2 separate regions of the Homo sapiens genome follow, and region 1 is linked to region 2. The links are chromatin contacts, found by Hi-C in ENCODE. All regions are on one chromosome and are shown on one strand. Each heading gives the region's core, a stretch centred on a gene start or an enhancer-like site at or near the end of the contact. The rest is flanking DNA. Distances are from core to core; before and after follow the strand shown.

Region 1 (5,101 bases), core at 1,192-3,691, 3.2 Mb before region 2:
CCCTCACCACTCCCTATTTGGTCTTCCTTACCTCAATAAGAAAGTAAGAACTGAAGGAGTCTGGGAAAATGAGCAAGAGTAGAGAGACAGCAGCAGACAGGTATCATTCTGGGCACTTCAACCTTTCCTAAAGTGAAAGAGAATGTGAGAGTAGATATGTAATGAAGATGGATGGATGGGAAGAGAAAAGATAAAGAGATGAAGCAAGGAGACAAGGAGTCTGATGTCATTTATAGCAAATGTGGTGTAAATTGATCCAGCTGTACAAGGCAAAGACCCATTTGGGAATGGGTGAATCACTGCCTTCCCCATTGCTCAAGAACAGAAAATTAGCTAATGAAAGAAACAGGTAGGGGAGCACAAAGAAGAACCACAGGAAACACCCTCTCTGCCACAGCTATTTCGGTGCCAACTTGAAGCTCAAGGATTGAAGGGGGCCTGCCCCTCCACGCCTGTGGGTATTTCTCATCAGGTGGTACGAGAGACTGAGAAAAGAAATGACACAGAGACAAAGTATAGAGAAAGAACAGTGGGCCCAGGGGACCGGCAGCCTCAGCATGTGAGGACCTGCACCAGCGCTGGTCTCTGAGTTCCCTCAGTATTTATTGATCATTATTTTTACTATCTTGGCAAGGGGAGTGTAGCAGAGCAACAGGTGGGGAGAAGGTCAGCAGGAAAACGTGAGCAAAGGATCTGTATCATGCATAAATTCAAGGAAAGGTACTGTGCCTGGATGTGCATGTAGGCCAGATTTATGTTTCACTTTATACAAACACCTCAGTGTAGCAAAGAGTAACAGAGCAGTATTTCTGCCAGCATATCTCGCCTCTAGCCACAGGGCGGTTTTATCCTATCTCAGAATAGAAAGAATGGGAATGGTTGGCTTTACAGGAGACATTCCATTCCCAGGGAGGAGCAGGAGACAGAAGCCTTCCTCTTATCTCAACTGCAAAGAGACCTCCCTCTTTCACTACTCCTCCTCAGCAGAGACCCTTTACGGGTGTTGTGCTGGGGTATGGTATCAAAGCAGAAACAATTTTTCCTGGTACAGATCAAAATGGAATTTCTTGTGTCTTCCTTTTCTACATAGACACAGTAACAATCTGATCTCTCTTATCCCCACAAAGGATCTAGCTCCTTTCTCTTTTCTTCATTTCCTGAGTATGAATTGCCCTTCCACTGTAGCTCAAAATGGCTGTAACATTTCAGACTGGAGGAAAAGTGATAATTCACTCTGTGTCTCACTTATAAATTTTCCTGTAGATATTTGGGGATCCAAACTCAGTTGAAGAAATACTAGTTTGAATGTCAGTTTAGTTACTAAAACTCCCTAGGAGAGGATTAGAAAGTCTAGTCTTGAATCCAAATGTTAACATCCCTTCAAATGTGGTTGGATAGCCTTTTCCTCCAACTATCACCATCACCACCACAATCCAGAACTCTGTGAAAAGAGATAAAGATTCAAGGGCCTTAAAGCGATTGTCCCAGGTTGGTTGTGAGGTAATTCTTGTACCTAAAGATACAAAATTTGAGTAAATGACTTTGTTCCTACAGCAGGTAGCAAGCCAGAAGGCTACTGCTGGGCTCATATTTTACAAGTACCTAAAACTAGTTGTTAGTTATGGGGCATGTTTACAAAGTGTTAACATCAACATATTTATGCCCATCTCCATATAGAATCTTCTTAATATAACTCAAGATAATTGATGTAACAAATTCACATCATGATCTTACCAATTTGGTTTTTAACATCAAAGTGCTGCCCCAGGCTTCAATCAGCACATACCAGACTGCTATGTCCCTTTTCTCCAGAAGCCATATTGAGCACCCCACAGCTCTAACACCTCAGAGCCTAGCCAAAGGCCAAGAACACTTGCCTGATCCCCCAAATTTCCAACACAGGACCATTGACAGCAAGCCCAGTCATTCCAGATCATCTTCAGTGGGACAAAAAAAGAAAACAACAGTTTTAATCCAATGGAGGCAATTTATTGTTATGAAGATTTCAGGAAACAAAGCTCAAAAAGGAACCAGAAAGGAAAAGGCTTTTTAGAATGTGGATAGAGCCACAAGTGTCATTAAGGAGAGAGAGAGAGAAACGGAGAGATGAAATTTATGTTACTTAAGATCAAGTTTCACATAATGCCAGTTATATTAGCATATACTGGCAGGATTATCTTTCCCCACCTACAAATAGTCTAATGACCTCACAGTCACAGAAATCACAGAGAACTAAGCTGAAGAGAGAACACTCGTCCCTGCTTCCCATCTTAGAGCAGCTGAATAATTTCCTGAGAATTCTATTCCTGAAGCTAGGAAGAAAAGTTTATTTATACATACACGCAACCTGCAAGTCTCCAGTTTCTATTCTTCCTTCCTCTTTGACCCTTCCCCTCCCCCACTTTGCACCAGAGAAGTCAGACTCCGGGAGTGCTTTAACAGTTTGAAGGCTAATCTGAAAGAGGAAGAAGAATCTGTATATCTGTATATATTGGCTAGCAAATGTGCCCTGCTCTCTCCCCTCTTAAAAATAGCAGCAACCCATCTTTGCAAAGAAGCTTGCCTATAGAGCAGGCACTCTGTGAATGGACTGTGCTTTTACGACCCTACAGGGTATCAAGATACTGTGCAGCTCGCCAACAAGGATTAATTGCAAGGACTGGTAGATCGAATTTACTGAAGACTTGGAGCTTGCTTCTGAGAACAAACGCAAAAGGACAGTAAACTGTGGACCTTGAAGTTAGCAGGTAAGGAGACTCAGTATTCAGTACTAAGACCAGAACAGTATGTAGTAAAATGTTGCTGATGGTAAATTTTAGCAAATTCCCAGGAGTTTGGGGATAAGTTATCTGCCTTGCCTGCTTTAAGTTTGGGTGCTAGTATGAATTCTTTCTGCTTTATTTCTTAGCCAGAAATCTGATAATATGATCAGTCTGTCAACAAATATTGCTCAGTGCTTCTGCTAGGGCTCAACGTGGCAAAATACAGAGGAGACACACTCCGCAAACCTCCTGTGCCTTTGTAATTTAAGCCAGAAATGTAAGATACATTTTCAAATCCCCATTTTGAGGGTTCAGTGGAGTTTCTCTAATGTAGTGACATTTTCCTTCAATATGGAAAATAAATATGTAGTAATTACTGAAGGTAAACCAGTGGAGAGTAAAATTTTCACAAGGTAGTTTCACATTTGTTATCCCACCTGAACCTTTCAACATCCTATAATTTAGACAAGGTAGGTGTTACTGTCCATGTTTATGAATGAGAAAATTGACTCAGAGAGGCTAAAAAATTTTCTTGAAACACACCGTACAACTAGAAAATGGCCAGTTCTGGCCAGAGACTGTAAAAATAAAGCTCTCTCAACTATAAATGAATAGAAGAAAATTGCATGATCTATTTAGTAACTCAGACACATCTGGTGTAGACTAAGTTTACACAGAGCCAAAGATTCATACATTTTAATAAAATCTTTAGCCAGGAACATTTTTCTACTTAGCGACAAAAAAGGCTGTTTTCAAGAGGAAACAAATGGGTTTGTAAGTTCCACCTACTGAATTCAGTGGTTCTGCTTTCCAGTATTCTGATTATTTTGAAACCTAGAGAGAAACTATGATACCATATGTCTAACAAATGATTATTTTAAAAGAAATTGTAACTAAATCTGGACTAGATTGTACACTGTTTTAAAAACAAAAATATTTATATTTTTACAATGCATTATAAAATACAAAGGACTGTATTACATTTAAAATACATTAGGAAAATTTGTTACAAGACAATTTTAACTTTATTACAGAAGTCTTAATCATTCAGAAATGTTTTCTGTTGTTGTTTTACTATTAATGGCTCAATTAGAACTAAAAGCTATCTGTTTTTACATCATAAACAACCTCAAGTGCTATATTTACATTCATCCATGATAAAAAAATTTTCCCCAGTTCCCCTAAGTATTGACTACACCAGCCAATCAGGGTTCCTCCAAATAAAATAAGTCAGTTTGGGAGCCAGTAAGCACACAGATAATGGTAGGTTAAGAAAAGTTTGCTATTTGCTTTTAGACTTAATCTAGCATGTTAGTGTATTCCTAATCAAGAATCATCAATTCTCATTTTCTACTACCTCCCCTTAATGAAATTTTGATGCATTTAGAAACTATTTATCTGTCATAAAAGCAAGACTCTTCCACAGTATAGAAAATTATAAATTTGTATTTTCAGTATAATTGACCAATAATAAAGGATAATAAAGGGAAGGTGCTGATTCTTAAGGTACATACCCAACCTTGTGAATTCAATACTATGAATGGTAACTATCATAATCTCCCAAATAACATTGCCCTGTATGGACCTCTACTTTGGTCCATTTTGTTATTCTCATGTTCCTAACACCTAACAGTGGCTGCTCTAAACTATCTTGCTGCATGGATTTCAATGGGAGAGAAACGGGGTAACTGGGATAACTGGGAGTTCACCCTTGTTTTGACATGTAAACAACTGGGTGTTCTCTGGCAAGTTAACAGCCATTAGTATTTCTTGGTTCCTTTGTGTATCTAATGCAGTAATGAGCTGATAGGAATATTTTCTAAATCTCTTAAAATGATAAATATAAAATCTGAAAGCGACTTGAAAATACAAACCACCATCAGAAGGATTTTGTTTAAATTCCATTCATTCCAGGTGGATAAACATATAACAAAACTGACTGCATGGGGAGACAGTAGGGCTAGCTACTTTCTACTCCCTAGACTATATTGCTAGGTCAGGGACATCACTCTAAGTCTCAGCAACCTCATCCTACTCTTAGGACCTGTCAGTAGCATCAAACACTCTGGATTATAGTTGTCACTAGCCCTACAATACTTATGCACACCTCAATGTGAACTCTAAAAGGAATAAAATATTTAAGAGTAGTATTTAAAAAGTATTTCTGTGAAAGCACTATCCACCTTTTGTTGTTACTACTTTAACCAAGCCCATTGATTCTTAGGATTATATGCTAAGGATTAAAATAGTTTTTTGCAGCAAGTTTTGAATGCAACACAATATCCCACTACTCTTTCATAAAACCACTTGTTCAATCACAGATTTGGTTATAATACAAA
Region 2 (5,741 bases), core at 3,032-5,531:
GCGAGACTCTGTCTCTAAAAAATAAATAAACAAATAAAGTAAAACGACAGAAAAAGTTGCTATTATTAATAACACTGATATAAACATCTTTATGCAATGCACCTTATTTTGGGGGAAGGGTAATTTTGGGCTGCATTTTTTAAAGTGTAAACCAGGTTAAGAGGTATACAATAGAGACAAGAGGGCTAACTGACAACATGTAAGAGACACTACCCTACAGACTCCAAACACAGACAAGTTGGTTAAAAGTAGCAACAAAAAGCCCCAAAGTTTTTAAAAAATGCATAGTTGAGCTTGAAAGCAAACAAAGGAAATGTCTAGAGGTTAGAAAACGAAGAGGAAAATCAAACCTATTTATCGCCTCTTCCTTACAGACTCCACCAAAATAACATAAAAGAATAAAACAGAAATAAATCCACAAGGATAAAGAGACTAGGATTAGAGAAGGGCAATGCCGGGATCTTCAACTAAGTCATTATTTTTAAGATCTAAGGCAGGCTGGGCATAGAGGTTCACGCCTGTAATCCCAGCACTTTGGGAGGCCGAGGCAGGTGGATCACGAGGTCAGGAGATCAAGACAATCCTCGGTGAAACCCCGTCTCTACTAAAAATACAAAAAATTAGCCGGGCGTGGTGGCATGCACCTGTAGTCCCAGCTACTCAGGAGGCTGAGGCAGGAGAATCGCTTGAACCCGGGAGGCGAAAGTTGCAGTGAGCTGAGATTGTGCCACTGCACTCCAGCCTGAGCAACTGAGTGAGACTCCATCTCAAAAAAAAAAAAAAAAAAAAAAAATTTAAGGCAAGTATCATAAAATCTTAAGCTATGACTAAGCTGGGTTGTAGGTACATGGTGATTACGTTTTTCTTTGTAATTTTCAGTTATGATTCAATATTTCCAAATGTTAAAAGTACATGGAAAATAAGTTAGTTTCAGAAAGTGATACGTGCTCTAAAAGTGCCTCTCAGACTTGAATGTGCATATGAACAACCTGAGGCATTCTAATTAAAATTCGGATTTTGAATATTTAAGTCTGGCATCGGGCTTGAGATTCTGCATTTCTTTTTTTATTGCTATGTAATAGCTGTACATATTGTTGAAGTACATGTGATATTTTGATACATGATGCATATGATATCATAAACAATATATACAACAAGGTAATAATCAAATAAAGAAACATTTAGCTTTTCTTTATGTTGGGAACATTCTCTTTCTTCCAAATGTGGTGTACATACACAATAAAATATTGTTCAGCCATAAAACAATGAAATCCTGTCATTTGCAGCAACATTGATGGAACTGAAGGTCATCATGCTAAGTGAAATAAGCCAGGTACAAAAAGACAAATACCACATGTTCTCACTCATATGTGGGAGCTAAAAAAGTATATCTCATGAAGGTAGAGGGTAGAATAGTGGTTATCAGAAGGTAAGAAGAGCAGAAGGGAGGGGACAATGAAAAGAGGTTGGTCAATGGGTACAAAAATGTAGTTAGAAGGAGTAATATCTAGTGTTCTATAGTACAGTAGGGCAGGTGACTATAGTTAACAACAACTTACTGTATAGTTCAAAATAGCTAAAAAAGATTCTGCAGTTCTAACAACCTCTCAAGTAATGCCAATGCTAGTGGTCCATGGATCACATTGGAATAGCAAGATTTTAAGGGAAATAACACAAGGCAATGGTGATACAGAGTGGTGGGGACAGGGGGTGGCCTCTTCAGATAAGGTTCTCTTGGAAAGCTTCTCTAAGCAGGTGACATTTGTTTTGAGACCTGAAAGATAAGAAAAAGTCATTTAAAAATCTACAGGAAAGATATTCCTGGTAGAGGGGAAAGCAAGTGGAAAGGTCCTGAGGTGAGAATAAGTTCTGGTATTTTTTAGAAACAGAAGACCACTGTGGCCTTCTTAAATTGCTCAAGTGTTTCTTCCACATTTCAGGTGTTATTAAGTGAAAAGAGCACTATGTTTGGAGTCATAAAACCTAGGTTTGGTCTCCATCCCATTAGCTCTGTGGCCTCTGACCTAGTCACAACTTTTCTTAGCCTCAGTTTCCTCATAAATATGGGCATATTAATAAATAATACCTATCTTCCATGGTCGATGTGAGGACTAAATGAAATAAGGTATGACAAAGCGGATTGTAAGTTACAAAATACTATACACATTTAATTATTGCATACATAAAGTGCTATCATGTGATCTGTGGTTGTAGCAGCTATTTATAGCAGCTTTTATTGTGTATACCTCTGTCTCTTTAATTTATGTCAGACAGTTATGTGTCAAGTTATTACAGGCTGAGTTGGCCTTTTTGTTGCTGCTCTTCCCCAGCAGTGTGCAACTCTTATTATGCCTCACGTTCTATTTCTGGGTGCCCTGGAAATTTTCTTCGGCTTATTTGGCAAATAAATATTTGCCTCACTTTAGCTCATCATAGAGTAACAACTTGGGTATTTCAATGTTATTCACACTTTTTGATCAAAACAGTTGGCTTACAATGAGCACTACTTTTGGAAAAAAATAATTTGGCTCCATTCAAAGACTTTACAACTGGGTGGTAAGATTCAGTGGCAATATTCAGCCCTAAGAGAAATCATTAGTAGAGTCTAGAGTTTCTCTAATGTATACTGTAGCTGTCTAACACAGAATAGATGCTGAATAAATATTTGTTGATGACAATATAGTCATTAATATGAAGCCATTACTGATCTACTGTCAACAATACAATAATAAGCTAGAAACATCCAATTAGTCACTAAGTCTTGCCAATTCCATCTCCTAATTGCCCTGCAATCGATCTACTGCCACTGCTACTGCTAGGTTGAGGCCTTTATTTTATGACTGAACTATTGCATTAACTTCATGACTTCAATATGAACTCCGTCCAATCCAACCTTCTCACTTAAGCCAGAGTAGCTTAATGGACATATAAATCTGATCATGTTACTCTCCTGATTAAAACTCTTCACTGGTTATAGGATAAAGTATTAACTTCTTAGAATGAAATAGAAGGCCCTTTACCATCAGGTCTCTGTTCACTCAGGTTAACCTCCTACTACTTTCCCAAACTCCATAGACTCCTGAACCTGAAAATATTTTCTTATGCCTTCTTGCTTTTAACATGTCATCTTCTTTACGTGTAATTCCAGTCAACCTCTTCAACTTGAATTCTATTTTTCTTTAAATAACTAGCTCAAGCATCCCCTTGAATGAATCCCAGAACAAAAAAGCTAACTGCATGGGCTACAGATTTCTGTTTTTCTTTATCAGACTTACTAGTCCAAAGTACCTCTTCATAAGAAGTCCATAATTATTTGTCTCTTTTGTGTGAAAAGTTGGAGAATGCAGCAGTGAATATAAAATTGCAACTGCATTATTGTCTCCGGGGTTTCAGGTAACATTTACAACTGGAAATGCAGTTTCCTAGATAACTGTAAACATATTTTGACATTTTGTTTGATAATAGTGGTGACAAAAGAATATAAGCCTGTCTTTAAACATGGTCTTCTCTCCATACATTTCACTTTACCACCCTTCAGCCAACCTAAGCGATTTTTCAAGAATTAGGGACGCTGCAAAAACCAAAGCGAAGAGCTAGAAAGAGTGACAAAATTAGTAAAGATGTCTGTAGTCTCTCTGTGTGTGTGTGTGTGTGTGTGTGTGTGAGACTGTCCCACGAGCAACAGACCAAAGGAAAACTGCCCCAAGGTTTGCGCAACAGAGAACAATCAGCAAAGTTAAAGTCCTTACAGGACAGAAAAGCAGTAAATCTTACAGCTGAAGCCTCCTCCCAGGGGAAATTAACGTCTGTAGTTTAATCTTTCCTTAATTCAGAAGGGAGTGAAGATAAGAATATGCATAGGGAAAATGGAGAGAGGGGAGCGTGACATTGAGTTGGAGGAGGTAAGAGAGTATTATGAGAGACAAGATGGGGTTGACAGATTTAGCAGATACAATATTTGGGACACACGCACGAAGAGATGATTCGTTGTTTATGTAAAATTGAAACTTAACTAGGTAGGCATCCTGTATTTCATCTGGCAACTCCAGGAAAAGAGAAAAATACAGTGTTACTCCAATATTCCCGGTTGTGTAAGGAAAACAATCAAAGCTCGGCCCTAAGGAAAAACAAATAAAAGAGGCTGTGCGAATGCATCCGAATCTTCAAACAGAATCCATTTCCGGTCTGGGGCCCTGGGAAAACAAGAAGAGGAGAGACAATTAAGGTAGCCGAATTCAGTCCGCCAGTGTCCCATAATCCTCTTCTCTCGGTTCCTCTTTCCTCGCTCAAGATGGCGCTGCTCGCGATGCATTCTTGGCGCTGGGCGGCCGCGGCGGCTGCTTTCGAAAAGCGCCGGCACTCCGCGATTCTGATCCGGCCTTTAGTCTCTGTTAGCGGCTCAGGTCCGCAGTGGAGGCCACATCAACTCGGCGCCTTGGGAACCGCTCGAGCCTACCAGGTGAGATGCCACTGACATGGAAGAATAGGGTGAAGGGCAAGGGGACCTGTAGGGAAAAGGTTGCCCTCCTGACCTCGGGGCAGAGAGAGCACCAAGAAGAAAGTCATGGCTAACTGGGAGCAGCAGTAAGTGAAGGAAATTAACGTCAGTAATTTGAGGAAAGGGCGAAGAAGAAAACCTTTGAGTTCAGCAAAGGGAAACGGGGCAGGAGGTTCTGGGCAGAGGACACCTGGAGCGCTGGAGGCTCTCGGAGTCATAGTTTTTCTCTCATATTAAGAGTTGGGGTAGACACCATTCCCAGCCTGCTTGCCTTTCTAAAGACGAGGAAGACTGGATTATTTTCCCCAATTAGTAATGGAATTTGGGACAGTTTATCTGTGGTTCAGATTTTACTCAGTTGGAATTAGCAATTCGGAGAGCACTGTAATGACAGCAAGCTATCTATAAACAGGTGGCGCCAGTTAACTCCCTTGCTGACAGGCGTGCTTCTTGATAGGCCAAAACCGTAACTATCTTTCCAAAACATAGACCGCCCTAAATTCTTGTATAAATATGACTGTCCTAGATCTGAAAAATACAGTGATGTTCTCTGTGCACAGGTCATTTTGGAAGCCATAGGCTACTTATCCTTAACTTATGAATGTAGCTATGGTTGTAGTGCCTCCTAAAATTTGAGTCCATTATTACCTCTCACTCAGGAACGGTTTTTTAAAAAATTATTTGTACTTAACTGTACTAAAGTATATCTTTTTATTTTCTGTGTATTGACAAGAGGTTTAATTGCCACCACGTATTTATCACTATCACTTTAAAATATTGTCAGTTTTGTATGAGAAACAACCTCTTAAATTTTGATTCTTCATCTACAAATATTTAACGTCTACCTTGTACATAGCCCTGTGCTAGATGATAGGGTACTAAGAGAGACATACAGTTATGCCTTCAAGGATTGTACAGTTTAGTTAAGGAGATTGGATCTATGCATTACAAAAATAACTGAAAAACACAGTGGTGGGTTAATTAGCAAATGAATAGTATGTACAATAAAGGCTATAGGCATCCAGAGGAAATAGTGATAATTAAGGACCAGGTTATAAAGAGTATTTCATGCTGGTGATAGAACTGGGGAGAATGTTCTGAACAGGGAGAATAGGGAATGACACTAAGCATGTGGAAGGCTGATGGAATGACATTTATAATTCATTCAGTAATTATTGAACACCTCTACAGGAGCAAACAAAATATAAGTCCTGTCTTTAAAGAGCTTAAAATCTAGTGGGAA

What was found. Hi-C counts contacts between places; a loop is a spot of excess contacts on that map. Pooled maps may share reads with other maps.
Region 1: a map of naive thymus-derived CD4-positive, alpha-beta T cell shows a loop between it and region 2 (10-fold over the local background). The contact joins the promoter of CYSLTR1 here to the promoter of ABCB7 in region 2. A Hi-C loop is called at or near these places in 1 of 168 maps with a recorded cell type or tissue (naive thymus-derived CD4-positive, alpha-beta T cell), 2 of 37 single-sample maps with no recorded cell type and 6 of 50 pooled maps.

The regions. Positions count from the first base shown.
Region 1 is chrX:78,324,951-78,330,051 of GRCh38, reverse strand. It overlaps CYSLTR1 (cysteinyl leukotriene receptor 1), which reads left to right and starts at 2,441. Exons shown (of 3, transcript NM_006639.4): 1 at 2,441-2,747. RefSeq lists an enhancer at 2,220-2,269.
Region 2 is chrX:75,154,823-75,160,563 of GRCh38, reverse strand. It overlaps ABCB7 (ATP binding cassette subfamily B member 7), which reads left to right and starts at 4,281. Exons shown (of 16, transcript NM_001271696.3): 1 at 4,281-4,459. The coding sequence starts at 4,292. It also overlaps a transcript of UPRT not described here. RefSeq lists an enhancer at 4,171-4,600.